Linked DNA regions of Mus musculus: region 2 is linked to region 1. A link is a loop called in an ENCODE intact Hi-C map of the cell type or tissue named here. Cell type or tissue: left cerebral cortex. All regions are shown on one strand.

What was found. Hi-C counts contacts between places; a loop is a spot of excess contacts. Peaks named below come from ENCODE experiments on the same cell type or tissue, not always from the same donor. Only the 100,000 strongest peaks of a DNase experiment are listed, where the experiment ranks them.
Region 2: a loop joins it to region 1, with 2.1 times the contacts of the local background. A loop is called at or near these places in 3 of 42 quality-filtered maps.

Annotation. Positions count from the first base shown.
Region 1 is chr19:11,491,185-11,493,684 of GRCm38, reverse strand. It overlaps Gm8369 (predicted gene 8369), which reads right to left and starts at 1,647. Exons shown (of 5, transcript NM_001164202.1): 1 at 1,550-1,647. In left cerebral cortex, no CTCF peak of the experiment used is centred here; no DNase peak of the experiment used is centred here.
Region 2 is chr19:11,386,538-11,389,037 of GRCm38, reverse strand. Ms4a4a (membrane-spanning 4-domains, subfamily A, member 4A) reads right to left here. Exons shown (of 7, transcript NM_001310331.1): 5 at 649-807. Among named protein-coding and RNA genes, the nearest start is that of Ms4a4a, 12 kb to the right of the region's middle. In left cerebral cortex, no CTCF peak of the experiment used is centred here; no DNase peak of the experiment used is centred here.

The DNA of each region.
Region 1 (2,500 bases):
AACCAAACTAATTTCATTAAACTCCTGAGTATCACAAGAAAAGAAAGAAAGAATGACAAATAAATAAATAAATCAATAAATAAAATATCATCCCAAGTGAGGTAACTCAGATCCAAAAGGACATGCATGGCATGTACTCACTAATAAGTGGATACAAACAAACAAACAAACAAACAACAAACAAACAAAAAACCAAAAAAACCAAAAAACACAAAAACAAAAACAAAACCGAATACCCAGGATACAATCTACAGAACTCAAGACATTTAACACACTGAAGGGCCCAAGTGAGTATACCTGAATCCCACTTAGCACAGAGAAGAAATCAATCACAGCAGGCAGAGGGAGTGAGGGATGTAAATGGGAGAGGGGACAATGGAGGGGAAAAGAGAAACATGATCAGGTGGGGGGGGGGCCAGAATCAGAGGGCCAGTAGAAAGAATGGAAACAACCAACCTTGGGAGGTATGAGGTGGGCAGGTACCCTCTAGAATGTGCCAGAGGTCTAGGAGGTGAGAAACCCTGAGGACTCAGAGGGAGGGACCTTAGATGAAATGTTCAACAGTGGGGAGAGGGACTTGTAGAGTCCACCTGCAGAGGAAAGACAGGACATCAAGTGGAGAGATGAGGTTACCATCCCACAGTCAAAAACTCTAACCCAGAATTGTTCCTGTCTAAAAGAGCTGCAGAGACAAAATGGAGAAGAGACTAAGGGAAAGGAGGTCTAGTGACTGGCCCAAATTGGGACTCATCTCAAGGGAAGTCTCCAAGGTCTGACACTATTACTGATGCTATGGTGTACTTACAGACAGGAGCCTAGCATAGCGGCCTTCTGAGAGGCTCAACAAGCAGATGACTGAGACAGAACCAGGTACTTACATCCAACCATAGTCTGAAGTCAGGGACACCTGTGGTTGAATTAGAGAAAGGCTAGAAGAAGTTGAAGAGGAAGGTGACCCCATAGGAAGACCAGCAGTTTCAACAACTCTGGACCCCTGAGATCTCTCAGACACTGAGCCACCAACCAAGCAGCATACACTAGCTGATATGAAGTCCCCAAAACATATAGAGCAGAAGACTGTATGGTCTGGCCTCAGTGAGAGAAGATGCACCCAACCCTCAAGAGACTTGAGCCCCAGGGAGTGGGGAGGTGGGGTGGGAGTGGGGTGGGGACATCCTTTGGAGATGGGGAAGGAGAAATGGAATGAGGAAGTGTAGAAGGATGAACCAAGAGAGGGATAATGACTATAGTGTAAAAAAATTTAAATAATAATAATAATAATGGTGTTTGGCTCTCAATATCTCATACTAGGTTGGCATTTCCTATAATCCCCAAGGACAGGCTATTGTAGAGAGTGCACATCAGACTTTAAAGACTCAAATATATAAGTTACAAAATAAGGATTATAAATATCATCTCCTCATCATATTTTAAACCATGCTTTTATGTTATTAATCATAAAATATTAGCAAACAAAACATAAGTCTTTTCTTTAAAAAAAAAAAAAACTTGCTCCTCGACCTTTAATAGAGTAAAAAGATGTACTAACCAGACAATGGAAAGGATCAGATGTCAGATGATTTATTTCAGGAGGAGCTTTGCTTGCCTGTTTTCACAGGACATTCGTTCACCTTTGTAGATATCGGAGTGGTTGATTGTGCCAGGACTTCCCCCAATTGACTTAGAGGCAGAAACATTTGCTTCTGACATTTCCTCCCCACCCACCTCAGCCATCATACATGAGTGGATGTGTACTCTGAGGAGTCAAAGTAGAAATTACTGTTTCTATATAAAAGTGTAGACTTGTGATTCTGTTTTTTTTTTTTTTTAACTATCTTTAATCTATTTTTACAGTCCAGTCCTTACCCTCCTCCTGGTCATCACTCTGACAGTTCCTCATGCCATACCTCCTCCTCCAACCCCTTCTCAAAGAGGATGTCCCCACCTCCCACCCACCAGACCTCCCCAAACCCTGGGGCCTCAAGTCTCTTGAGGGTTAGACGAGTCTTCTCTCACTGAGGCAAGACCAGGCAGTTCTCTGTTGTATATGTGTCAGGGACCTTAGACTAGCTAGTGTATGTGGCCTGGTTGTTGGTTCAGGGTCTAAGAGATCTCAGGGATCCAGGTTTGTTGAGACTGCTGGTCTTTCTACAGGGCTGCTCTCCTCCTTAACTTCTTCCAGCATTTCCCTAACTCAACCATAGGGGTCCCTGACTTCAGAACATTGGTTGTGTGTAAGTGTCTTCTTCTGTCTCAGTCATCTGCTTGATGGGCCTCTCAGAGTGCAGCCACAACAGGGCTCCTGTGTGTAAGCACACCATAGCATCAGTAATAGTGTCAGACCTTGGAGACTTCCCTTGAGATGAGTCCCAAATTGGGCCAGTCACTGGACCTCCTTTCCCTCAGTCTCTTCTCCATTTTTGTTCCTGCAGAGACAGTTCTGGGTCAGAGGTTTTGACTCTGGAATGGCAACCCCATCCCTCCAATTTGATGTCCTGTT
Region 2 (2,500 bases), 100 kb after region 1:
TAGATTCTTAATCAGAATAAATACATAAAAGAGGTGAGTTATAGGCAGGAAACTCCAGAATGTATCTTTGCCAGTTTCTTAGTGGCTTTGGAAAACTGTTTCACCCACTAAACATTTGTATCTCATTTTAACTGGGTGGCTGGAGATTGAATTGCTTACCATAAAGACTTTTTAAATGTTCAAGGAGGAAATTAGTTATCAGTGTCCCTTATGCAATTGTTTTGGTGTAAATAAATGGGGCTCAAGACTTTAACTTAACCAATAAATAAATAAATAAATAAATAAATAAATAAATAAAATAAAGGCAATGCTGTTTATTCTGCATAAGGAATAAGGATGTTGATTTCCTATATTTACCTGAATTTTTCTCTTTTTGATCTCATTGTACACAGGAGTGTGGATGTAAGATGTGACTCTCATTCCTAAATAAACGATTAATCTATTTCTTGATGGTTTCTAACTTCTCAAGGCGATTCTAGAATCACCACACAGTATTGTCCACTCTCTGTTGGGTTATATTTAAGTCCTTTTCAAACACCGTGTGTTCTCTCAAGCATCCACTCCTGAGGCACGTTACTCCTGGCTTCCTCCGAGTCAGTTTGCACAGTGTGCTTCAACCATAACTCCATGAAAAAAGAAACTACGCACCATTAAAATGGACAAGGTCATGTGACAGCCTTCTGATGAACCTCTATATGTACAGTAATATACATGGAAAGAATAAATGCCTGGGCTCAGTGAGCTGATTACGATCCCCGAGAAGGCAAACACGGAGCTGGTAATGTTCAAGCCTAGGCTGCTTCGAACCTAGAAAGGAATGAAATTAATTAATCCACTATCCACAAGTCTATCCCTACACATCAGTTTAAACTCTTCAATTCTTACATATTTCGTGCTCATTATTTTGATGACTTCAAAGGTTTCCTAATTTGCCTCTACCATTATTTCCAATTTAAAGCTCTTGTTAAAATAAAAATGTGAATTTCATCTCTTTCAGATTATCCCTACAGACACATGAAGCTGAAAATTTGGGGGCTTTTTGGAGACTCCGTTGTGTCATGTGATTAAAAAAAAACTGTCATATGAGAGGATTTTTTTGTTGAAGCAGACACATGAGAGAATGTTTTGTTGAGAACAGACACGTGGTGTTTTTTTGAAAGCTATTTTTAAAAATGGGCATATGACGTTCTGCTAGAGTGGATGCGTGAGAGAACACATGATGTTTGAAAAGGGTTTAAATATAACCCAACAGACAGTGGACAATACTGTGTGGTATTGGTTTGTCTTGTCATTCTTTGTTGGACTTTGTTGATGCTGGTCTTTGCTGATGATGCTATGTTGTATTGGTTTGCCTTATTATTTTTGTTGATTATCGCTTGTTGTGACTTTAAAAATATATAAGCCTATATGAAATATCATCAAAATCTCTCCTAGAGGGGATTTCAGAATGACTATACTTTAAAAAATAAGTTTATTTATTTCATTTTGGATGTGTGTGCCTGTAGAGCTCAAAGAATTGTTGGAGTTAGCTCTCTGCTCCCACCATGTTGGAGGTAGGATGTCTTCTTTTTATTTCTGAAGCTGTACAGCCCAGCTAGCCACCTATGTATCCTGAGGCTCCAACTCAGGTTGTCATGGCAATCACCTTTACCTCTGAGCCATCTTTCTGGGCTGTCTATTATACATCTGCTGCAGATCTCTGTGTGCCTCTTACCTTCCTCTGCTACAAGATTCACCTCTACTGCGTGGATAAATGCCCTGACCTCTTGTGGCCCGGCACATTTTGCACATTTCCTTCTCTGCTGTTTATTCTTTTCTTCAATTCTCTTTTAGTACTGAAAGTAGATCTGCCTTTTATGAGAAACAAAACTTTGCAGGAAAGTGTGAGTGGTTTGGTGAGGATGCAGCATGATAAGTAGAAAGTAATAGTCACATGTAGCAACAAGCTAGGGACAAAGATTTAGAAATGTGCTAATTGCACTCTAGAGTTCGATGTTTCTCTTTTGAGTAAGGATAAAGCAAATGTGGTCATAACTACTGTCAAGTTTACTGAGATCTTGGTTTGGGGTTGTTTTGTTTTGTTTTGTTTTGCCTTTGTTTTTGTTTTGTTTGTTGGTTGATTTGTTTTGTTTTGACTTTGTGACAGATATCCAAGCATGTTATATTTTAAACTTGTCTCTGCCTGAGAAATAACTCATTGTGAACTTCCTTTCTTGAATATTCAAAATCTGGATATAGTGAGAATACACACTCTGATCAATCAGTCAATAAATATTGTGTCAATCAAATGTTTAGTGTCATGATCCTGGACATGATCAGTAAACATCAATGTAGATTTGATTCACACAACCATTCTTGACTTTTCTTCTGAATTCTCCACATTGTTGTATCACAATATCCAACCTCGTGTCAGGACTTAGCCACTTTATTTTTTCTTTGCTAAAAGTTTTAACAGAAAGATTCTTCTAGGTGAAATGTAAACTCAGACTTTGTGTCTTAG